Linked DNA regions of Mus musculus: region 2 is linked to region 1. A link is a loop called in an ENCODE intact Hi-C map of the cell type or tissue named here. Cell type or tissue: heart. All regions are shown on one strand. Each heading gives the region's core, and the rest is flanking DNA. Links, peaks and the distances in the headings are about the cores only.

Evidence for each region. Hi-C counts contacts between places; a loop is a spot of excess contacts. Peaks named below come from ENCODE experiments on the same cell type or tissue, not always from the same donor. Only the 100,000 strongest peaks of a DNase experiment are listed, where the experiment ranks them.
Region 2: a loop joins it to region 1, with 4 times the contacts of the local background. A loop is called at or near these places in 3 of 42 quality-filtered maps.

What each region holds. Positions count from the first base shown.
Region 1 is chr2:71,296,399-71,301,773 of GRCm38, forward strand. It overlaps Slc25a12 (solute carrier family 25 (mitochondrial carrier, Aralar), member 12), which reads right to left. Exons shown (of 18, transcript NM_172436.4): 10 at 2,172-2,253; 11 at 267-425. Among named protein-coding and RNA genes, the nearest start is that of Slc25a12, 69 kb to the right of the region's middle. In heart, for the core only: a CTCF peak has its summit at 2,533 (motif pointing left); no DNase peak of the experiment used is centred there.
Region 2 is chr2:71,545,982-71,551,356 of GRCm38, forward strand. Dlx2 (distal-less homeobox 2) reads right to left here and starts at 773. Exons shown (of 3, transcript NM_010054.2): 1 at 3-773. The coding sequence starts at 411. In heart, for the core only: a CTCF peak has its summit at 2,068 (motif pointing left); DNase peaks (open chromatin) are centred at 190 and 2,050; H3K4me3 peaks cover 1,133 bases; H3K27ac peaks cover 641 bases; H3K27me3 peaks cover 4,513 bases.

The DNA of each region.
Region 1 (5,375 bases), core at 276-5,275:
CAAAGAGCATGCTCAAAAACACATGGTAGGAGAGGCGCAGGATTTGGAGCCCAAGAATTCAAAGCAGTAGGAAGGAGAAAGGAACGCCTGTTTACTGACTAATATTGCTAGTCACCAGAAAGAACACAACACAGGAAAAGGAGCAAAAGGAGGGGCGGGAAGGAAAAGAAACTGCCCTTATCAGTCTTTATAACGAGTGAGTTAAAATCTGCTGATGGTGACACAAAAAAATCACCAACGTCGGCGGCTGAGCTGCGCGTACTCACCTCGGTACAGTCCAAAGAAACCCTCGTAGCGCAACACTTTCTTAAAACAGTCGAAGCTGTTTTTATACATCAGCTCCCCGACCACAGAGCCCGTACCACGCTGGTTTTGCATCCGGGTCTTCACCAGGTCTATGGGGTACACCGCAGTGGCCCCCACAGCTACAAATAGAACAATTTTTAGGTTTAACAAAAGAACACAATTAGATGGAGCGTCCCTGAGGCATCAGATCTCATCTCCATAGGCGAAACATAGAACACAGCATCTAGTCTCACGGAAGGCTCTCATCTTATTTACAGGTTTCCTTCTCTTATTAGTAGAGCCAAAAGATGGTGGAATGGCAAGCAACCGGGTCTGCTTAAGGGACAACAATCAGTGGTAGAGTGTTTACCTAGCATGTCCAAAAAAAAAAAATCTTTGATGTCTTATGTGTGAGTTAAGAGAGTGAGTTTCAAATCATTGCCAACCAACCTTAGAACACCAGCTCTCAGTTTCATTAAGTGACATAAAACAATTATGTATGGATACCATTTCTCTTTATTCTTTCTTTCTCTTTCTTTTGTTTGTTTTGTTTGTTGGTTTCTTTTTCTAGACAGGGTTTCTCTGGCCCCAGCTCTCCTAGAACCCACTCTGTAGGCCATACTGGCCTTGAACTCACAGAGATGAGCCCACCTCTGCTGGGATTACAGGCATGTGCAACCACAGCCCACCTGTATCACTTCTTTACATTTTCTATTAAACGCCTAAATATTTCACCTGCTCCTTCTTCACAACTATGAAGTGACGCTAAGGAAGCTAAGAGGTTGTGATTTTAAAGTTTAATTCACTGAAGCATTTTGGCAAATCTAAGCAACACCCATCCTTTGGGGGAGGAGTCCTTGACACGATCCTATCCCCATGTATAGAATTTGGTTGAAAGTCAATCAAACAAAAGCCTAAAGTCATGCTAGAGAATTCCTTGGGAACTGAAGTAATTCACAGGACTTAGAGTGTTCTATTTTTTGGCTGCTGAAAGCAGTATGTTCTTGGCACCTTCTAAAACTGAGGCTGAAAAAAAAAATTACTGGGCACCAGTTCCAGCTAGTTTTGAAAACTCAGGAGTGTTTAAATATTTTTGGAGGTTCTTCTCAACTAAGTGATTTCAAGTTCTATACATTTTCTCTGTAGATAATTTAAGTAAAAATAGTCTCAGGCTGGTGAGGTGGCTCAGCAGGCAAAGGTGCTTGTCATCAAGTGTGACAACCTGAGTTTAATCCCTGGACCCCACACCGTGGAAGGAGAGAGCCAACTCTGGCCAAGTTGCCCTCTGATCTTAACATGCCCGAAGTGACCCGTGTGCGCGCGTGCGCGCACACACACACACACACACACACACACACAAATAGAAAGCTTTTTAATGGACTCTCTATGAGCAGAGAGGGGAGGAGGGATTCTTTTTAGCAAATAAACAACATATCTGGATACTCTTAAGCCAGAAAAAGGAAAGAAAAATCACAAGCCAGACGCTGTGATTCTCTGTGGATTTTTGTTTTATTTTATGAGTTTCTCAGTTTGCATCTCAGATCTTGGCTTCTACCCTGCCCCTAGCCTGACCCCATACACTCAGTTTTCTCATCTCCATTTTTCACGCTGGCCTTACCTGATGTGATTACAGAGGGGGAGTACAGCAGTGCACTCCAGACTCTCCCATTATTACAGAGGTTTTACGCTCAAGACAGGCTGGAGCCAGAGGGCCGCAGCCATGCTATGACAAGCCCTCTGATCACAGGTAGAAATAAAGAATCTTCTGAAAGCCTCACAGTCCTGACCCCCAGGAACAGTGAACTGCACCTTTGCTGAGCTGTCCCATCTGCTGGGATAATGTTACAGCAAAACCAGCCTGAAGCAGCCACAGATATTCCACTCACCTCCAGCAACTGAGCCCAGAGTGAACCTGTATGCAGACTCGGCAATCTGGAGCCAGATAGGTCTGCCCAAGCCAGGAGATTGCTGAGGGGGAAGAAGAAAATAGAAAAGTCTGAAAATGTGTTTTGCAACTACAAAAAAAAAAAAAAAAAAAAAAAGAAAGAAAGAAAAGAAAAAAAAAAAAAAGAAGAAGAAAATCTATACCTGAAAGAAAACAGTGGGGTTTTATTGTTTCTTTGTTTCTTTGTTTTTTAAAGAGAAACACCCCAGGGCTGGAGAGAAATGGCCCAGAAATTAAGAGCACTGACTGCTCTTGCAGAGGACCCTGTTTGGGCTCCCAGCATCCTCATGGTGGTGCACTATCACCTGTAAGTTCAGTTCCAGAGGATTCAATGCCCTCTTCTGCCCTCCAAAAGCACTAAGTTTGCATGTGGTACACAGATATATATGCCCTCCACACACTCAAAAGCATAAAATAGATTAAAAAAAAAAAAGCAGTAACAACGTACCCAGCAAAACATAGAGTAGTTTTTCCCTAATTTTCACATATGGACTGTTGTAGGGGATACATTATTATCCTTGAAAGGTTTGTGTTGGTATGCTTGCTTTTGCAGTACTGGGGATTGAACACCCAGCCTTATGGGAGCTGGACAAGCCCTGTATCACTGAGACCCATTTCAAGCCCTCCCAGAAACAAAACTCTTAAGTAAGCAAATGTGCCAGCATATAACATTTGCTCCTCTTCAAGTTAACATTTTTTAAAATATTTTGCTGTTTTTAACATTCAATCACTCACTCATTCACTGTATGTGCACTGAGGTAGGGAGGTATATGCAGCCATAGCTCACATGTGGAGGACAGGAGACAACTTTCTACAATCAGTGTTTTCTACCGTGCAGGTTATGAGGATCAAACTCAGGGTGTCAGGTTTGGTGGCAAGTGCCTTTACAAGATGAGCCATGTCACCAATCCTTTAGTGTGTGTGTGTGTGTGTGTGTCTGTGTGTGTGTGTGTGTGTGTGTGTGTGTGTGACAAAGTCTCAGATCCTAGCCTGGCCTTGAAATCGCTATCTGGCTGAGGATATTCTTAAATTACTGATCCTTCTGATTCTCAAGTGTTGGGATCCCAGGCATGCACTGCCCATATCAAAACGTCTTGCTTTTAGAAATATATCAAAATTGTTCGGTGCGCTGAGGAAACCTTTAGTCTCAACACTCAAGAGACAGAGGTAGACAGATCTCTGTGAGTTCCGGACCAGAGAAGACTGATCACGTCTAAAATCTCGAACTATTGTCCTGTCCATATTCACAGTTCTAACAAAATCTGATACTAGTAAAATAAAACAAAGAAATAAATCTGGTTGCAGATCAGATGCTGTCCCATAGTCCTGCGCCTGGAGTGACCCGTCTACATGAATGTGCCAGTCCAGAACTAAGTACTTTCGGTATGGAAATATCTGATATGCTCTATAAGCAGATTGGAACAAAGGAGTAAAATACCTACTTTGTTAAAATGAACTTTTCAAAATGAAGAAGAGCAGGAGGAGGAAGAGGAAAAGGGGGAAGAGGAGGAGGAGGTGGCAGTGATGGCTGGTGAGGTAGTTCAGTAGCTAAAGTGCATGCTGTGCATGTCTGAAGACCTGAATTTGATCCCCAGAATTCACGGTGAAAGGAGAGAAGTTACTCCTGAAAGGTGTCCTCTGAGCTCCACACATGTGCACCTGTACACACACACACACACACACACACACACACACACACACACACAGAGTAATAATTGACACAACTAAAAATAATAATAAAGCTATTATCTGGACATGGCGAGCCAGACATGAATTCTAGCTCTAAGGGAACGGAGGGAGTTTCACAAGTTCAAGGGCATCCTCAGTTACACGGTAAATTCAAGGCCCATCTGGGTTACAGGGACTTTTATCTCAAGAAAACAAAGTTGAATTAAAATATCTAGACTAAAGCTAAGCATGGTGGTGCACACCTGTAATGGAACCTACTCAGGAGGCAGAAGCCAGTAGGTCAAGAGTTCAAAGCCAAGGGCTGAGAGATGGCTAAATGGTTAGGACTGGCTGCTTCTCCAGAGGACTCAGCTTCAGTCCCCAGCACCCACGTGGTGGCTCACAGTGACCTAATACTCAATTTCCAGGAGTGTTCTTTTGTGGCCTCCACAAGCTGCATGCATGTTTACACACACTCACACTCACACACACACACACACACACACATACACATACAGACACACACACAGACAGGCAAAACACCCATAAACATAAAATAAAAATAAAAATTTTAAAAAGTAAACTTAAGGCAAACAGACATTGGATCCAAAGCTAAACCCGATCTTACACACACACACACACACACACACACACACACACACACAAAGGTTCTTTTCGTAAAATAATAGGTCTCTGATCCAAAGAGCCATCAAGGGACCACGAATTCTCTTATTCACATGGGAGGTTTCTCCTTCATTCACTAATACAGATTTTTCTTTCAACTCTCTTTCTTCAAAGAATGTTTATAAGCCCTGCAAAATCCTATGAAAACTGAAGGATTATTCTGTGCTTTAACTCTTAGCTACAACAACACCTCGAACTATAAATACCCGAATGCCTTTTGACAGAAATGTCACCTTCATTCCCATTAAACAGCATTTGTAAGAAAACATACCTGTATAGGGTTACCGGGATGTTCCTTCTTAAGGCTTAGTTATCATTACAACTTATGATTCCCTTGTAGTCAGCTATGCAAATTAATGTAATTAATGCTATAGGTTTCACATCATGAATATTCATAAGTGCAGTGTCCCTAGAACTGTCATCCCTATAATGACTATGCACTGAGTTTTTAGCATTTAGGCTAAAGGAAAATATTCAGGTCTGACAATCACCTACTGTGAGCAAAGAGGCCCAAGGGCAAAGGCACTTCTCCCTTAAGGTTGGGACCCGATACGGTTAATAAGTTAGCCTGATAAGGTTAACCTGATAAGGGTATGGCTGATAGTTAATGAGGCTAATTAAGTGGTTTTCCAAGCAGAATGAAGTTGAGATCCTTAAATGCTTTTAACTGGCTCCCTCAAGAATGTGAGATTTCATTTGAACTGAGGTTTGTTATTTATTTATTATTTATTCATTTATTTGTTTGTTTGTGTTAAACGTAGAATGGGATTGTGTCAGCTAAGGAACCAAGCCT
Region 2 (5,375 bases), core at 125-5,124, 250 kb after region 1:
ACCCGGCTCGTTGTTGACCGGAGACGAACTGGTGCCGTAGGGCGCGTAGGAGGTGTACGCGGCGGTGTAGCCCAGGTCGTAGCTGCTTTTGGCGGAGTAGGAGACATTGTTGAGGCCGCTGGCGTGGTACTGGTAGGAGCCCATGTGCGCGTAGGGCGAGGCCCCCCCGCCGCCGCCGCCCGCCGGGTGCTGCTGGTTGGTGTAGTAGCTGCTGTCCGTAGCCGTGGACACCGGGAGGGTTGGCGACTCCTGGGGCTTGTGCAGGCTGCTGTTGCTGCTGCTGCTGTTGCTGTTGCCGCCAGGGCCGGCGCCCGCACCGCTCGGGGGCTGCTGGTGCTGGTGGTACGTGCTGGAGGCGGTGATCTGGGTCGAGTGCATATCAGCCACCAGACTGTCAAAGACTCCAGTCATCCTGACCCGGGACAGGAAAGAGCACGGGTGGCGGGCGAGAGGGGGATGCGAGGCGCCTCCTCTGTCTATCTCTCCGGGTCCCTTCCAGCAACCAATGTAATTACGGGGAGGGGGAGGGAGAGGAAAACAAGAAATGAGGCTACGGTCTAGGCGCCTCCTCCCCTGGAGGAGGCGATCACCGTGCGTGGCTCGGGACCGCAGCTGCTGGCCGCATCCTTCCCGGGCCTCTCGGACCTCTCGGCTCCTGGCCCGGCTCGGGCGGGGGGCGGGCAATGGAGGGGGCAAGAGCGGTCAGACCCGGTAGGGGCTCCAGGAGGCGGGAGCAGGTGAGCGACCCCCGAGCAGCTTTACGATTGTCTGCCGGGCAGGCTCCTGCAGGGTGGGCATTTAACACTTATCACGTGACCGCGGGCAACGTCACCTAGCAACAGCCAATCAGAAGGAATGAGCCGCGGGGCGCCGGGAGTCCGCGACCGGGCGGCCCCGGGACCCGCGTGTCACGTGGCGGGCAAGGCGGCCGCGGTGGGTGCGTGTACAAGCACTGCAGAAAGTGGGTACCCGATCTGGAGCTGGATAGGGTGCGGGATGGCCCGCAACAGGACATAAGGCTCCGGGAAAGAAATGGGGTCTCCCACCTTACTCTGCTTTCAAGAGCCAAGTCTAACGATTTACATCTCTTGTCCAACTTCGCCTTAATCAAATAAAGCCAGGAAGAGGGCCGAGCCAGCTCTGTCTCCTTTTTCTCCAGATACTTTTCCTCGAGGTGCCTGGCTCGCACTACTCTTGTCAGCCACTTTGCACCTGACGGGCAATTGATTTAAATTATCCATAAACCGCGTATAATAACCTATGCTTCCCAAACTACCCACAGAGATATTACGACAATTAATTGGATAATGTTTAACGTTTTTCCTTTTTGCTTGAGAGAAGAGCTCTATAAGCCCAAAGGTATTATTACTAGTAATGTATTTGAAATCACTTTTCCTCATACACATAAAGGTCTCTAGTAATGACGCACATCTGAGCCACTAGCTGGAAACTGATTCTGAGGTTCCCTCCTTGGGAAAGGTAGGCCAGACTAGACAGCCTTCAAAGTCGTTTGCATTGGTGTTTTTATGAAAAGGGGAATGAAAAAAAAAAAGAGATACTGAAGTAATATTAGAGATTTATCAAGATTCATTATCACACGTTTTCTTGATATAAACAATAAATATAAGAAGTTTTATTTTGTCTACTTTATTTTACATTTTCGTGTTCTAGGATCTTACTCCACTGTTGTAATTTCTTTCTCTAGGTTTCTTTCTTTATTTTTATTTTTCTTCTTTCTTTCTTTCTTTCTTTCTTTCTTTCTTTCTTTCTTTCTTTCTTTCTTTCTTTCTTTCTTTCTTCCTTCCTTCCTTCCTCTCTCTCTCTCTCTCTCTCTCTTTCTTTCTTTCTTTCTTTCTTTCTTTCTTTCTTTCTTTCTTTCTTTCTTTCTTTCTTTCTTTCTTTCTTTCTTTCTTTCTTTCTTTCTTTTCCAAGTGATGAGTTCCCCTCTCTGGTGGTTGGGATTTTCAAAAGAAGGGTGATGGATGGACTCAGCGCAGTGATGGACTCTCAAGTTTGAAGATTGCGGTAGCGCCTGCTTTGTGGCGCCACCTGGTGGACAGTGTAGGAGGTTGTTACAGGCCTGGTAGACAGTCTAATCACGCCCAGGCGCCAGCCTCTGAAACCCCCCAAAAGAACAAAATAGTAATTAAAAGCCACAAAATTGTGCTAGTGCGCGCCATCTGAAGCATCCCTTCCTAAAGACATAACATGTCACTGAAAGAACTTGTTACAACAACTGCCTAATGGAAAACAAGTTGATACTTTAAAAAATACGATCTTTGGTCTTCCCCAGAAAAAGCAAGTGTGTAATTAAAACTCCAGCATTCACACAGCGGAATAATGAGGCAGGTAATGCGCCTTCCAGTCTGCCTGGATTTAGTTCTCAGCCACTTGGCTAAGGAAGGCCTAGAGAATGGGGAAGAATGAGTTTTATTAGAAACGCTCCCTGGTGGGACTCGCCTGCACCAGACCAGACCCTCCCTACTGTATTGACTTTAAACTGCTTCCTGCCCCTTTTATGTGCATCAACGGTATCTCAAGGTTTTTAATCCAGATTGCCTTTTAGCGACTCGATTTCAAGTCCCTGTGCTCTGACACCACACGAGTAGCTGTTTTGCCCTAATAAAAGGAAAAAAACCAATCAAAATTAAAATTAAAAATCAGAATCAGAATTAAAAATCTGATTGCGCTTTCTCTGCCCCTTTGTTGCCAATCAAGCCTGTCCTGAAGGCATACTGGTGGTGGAAAGTTTTCTGCATTCTATTTCTTTCTCAATCCCCAGAAACAGTGTAAACTCAGGTGAGATTTATAAAACAGCATCATTCTGGAATAAATAGGACCTGGGCCCTCTTTTATCTTGGACACAAGATGAGTGCCCTGTAGCCTGGGAAGTGGATGCAGCTCTGAGCCTAGAGAGGGGAAAAGCTGCAAGGGGAAGGAGAGAGACCTATAGCTGGGGGGGGGGGGGGGACCTAGGCTTGAAGTGTCCTGATAAGCCAGACACAAATCTACATCTTGTTCCATTTACTAATTTTGTTTTCTTGAGGCACAATCTCAGGACGCTGTGCTGGCTAGTCTGGAACTTGCTGTGTAGACGAACCTGGCTTCAAATTCACAACCATCCTCCTGTCTACATCTGAGTTCCTGAGTGCTGGGATTACAGGCATGAGCCACCCCACCCCCACCCGCCAAAATCTAGGTTCATCCAAATTGTCTCATTGCTTTGTAAGAAATAGCCAACGGATTTCTCTACTTTGGTCTAAAGTGAAGCACCCTAAGTATTCTTGTATTGATTGTATTCTTGTATTGATTGATATTTTACACTTTGAGCCCCAGTTCTGAGGAGAGCCACTCTGCTCTCCTCAGACAGAAGAGGCCTCAAGAGGGAGTTGAGATGAATTTGGAGAGAAACTGGCTGCCTGAATGAGGCTAGTTTGCCTTGGTGCTTGCTCCTTCCCTTCAGTTATTATTCCTAGCCCCAGAGTTCTTTTAGTCTGCCTAGATCTAGTAGAGGAGGGTTAGGTGTCTCAATGCAGACTTTGTGTGTTTCAACACATCTCAGTTTGCAGCCTGTTCCTCAGAGTGTAGCTTGATCCACCCATTCCCTTTGTAGCAATGAACATCTCGAGGTTCTTGGATAGAAGAAAACAACTTCTTTCGCATCAGGTGCTTCACTCAACTTCAGCTGTCAGCCAGCTGCCTTCTCTGTTGCTACAGCACAAATCCCAGTAGTGTTTAGGGTAAGCCCTCAAACACCCAGGATTTCCAGAGGCTCCAAGCTGGAGAGTGAAGGTTCACTTAGGGCTCCCCCTAACCCCCTGGCCAGATTCCCTCGATTTCGCTTGGCCCAGAACTTTGCCTCTGCTTGTCTACTGGGTGTCCTGCACCAAGCTGAGAGGTGAGATCTGGGAAAGAAGGCACCCGCCCCACTCCCCCAGGGCTTCCATGTTGGTCTGCACATTCCAAGGCTAGTTTGACTACCTACTCTCTGGCTATGGTCCCAGGGTGAATCTTTGCTTGCTGCTGGTCCCAGGAGTGATGCTTGGTGTGTGTGTGTGTGTGTGTGTGTGTGTGTGTGTGTGTGTGTGTATGTGTTTATGTGTGTGTGTATGTGTGTGTGTCTTGGGGGTACCACCCCTATAGCTCTGGAGACCTGCAATTTCTAAATCTCTTAAGCTTTGTCCTGGAACTCAAAGCTGTGGGGAAAGGGCAGGGATTTGTCTCTGGAGACCTCCCAGTCCTGCCCGTCTCATACTGGCTTCTCTATCACAGCCACACAGCTACCCCAGAAAGTTCTTGTTAGTGTCTTTAACACTGGTTCTCCCAGCAAGACCCTAAGGTTTCCTCCAGGAATCCAGGGAGCCACACAGAATCCCATCCCTTAAGCCTTCACATGGACAGACTCCAGAGCCTGTATTCTTGAAACTCAAGTTTGTGTTTTAGTTTTCCTTCCTAGGCTCAGCAAGAGGTCACAATGCTTTCAAGGGTTGGGCTTGTTAGCCCAGCTAAGTGGGTGGGGTCTTCTGCTAGGTGCTTCCCTGATAGCTCCCCAGGGGCATCTTTGCCTTTCCTTTCTCCACCTTAAGTGGTCCTGAGTACAAGGCTCTCTACTGCTCCCAATCTCACTACTGGCACTTCCTTGTTGTAACATAGTGTCCGGATCTGGGGATCACTAAGGTCCGGTGGCCTACAGTCTAGTAGAGAAGGCAATTGCTAGAACATATCCTAGACTGAGTCGGTCACTCATTAACCCTAGCTTCTGCCAAGCCTTTACCATCCATCTTAGCTGTGAGGAATCCATAGAGTGGGTATAGAATTGACAGAGAGGGAAACAAAGGCATAGCCCCAGATCTCTTGTTTATGACAAGGACAAACGGTAGTGATGTGTTTCTTAAAAGATAAAGAGAGGGTGGTTATGTTCTATGGAGGTGTGGTGAGGTATGGGGAAAGCAGGTGCCTCCGTGGCCCATGCTGAGACATCCCTTCCCCTGAGGGACCAACCACATATAGTATAGAATAGAGTTTATTCAGGGTATGGGAAGGGGAGAGGGAAGAAGAGGGGAGAGGGGAAAAGGGAAAGGGGGGGGAGAGGGGAGAGGAGAGGAGAGGGGAGAGGAGAGGAGAGGGGAAGAGGGAAAGGGGAGGAGAGGGGAGAGGAGAGGAGAGGGGAGAGGGGACAGGCAAGAGGGGAGAGGGGAGAGGGGAGAAGCCAGCCATGAACATGTGGAGAGATGGGGGAAGGGGATGGGGAAGGGGGGAGGGGACAGAGCTGGGAGCAAGAAAGGAAGAGCAAGAGCAGGCAAGAGGGCAAGAGAGGAAGAGAAGGAGGAGGGGGCAAGCAGCCCCTTTTATAGTGGGTCAGGCCTCCCCGGCTG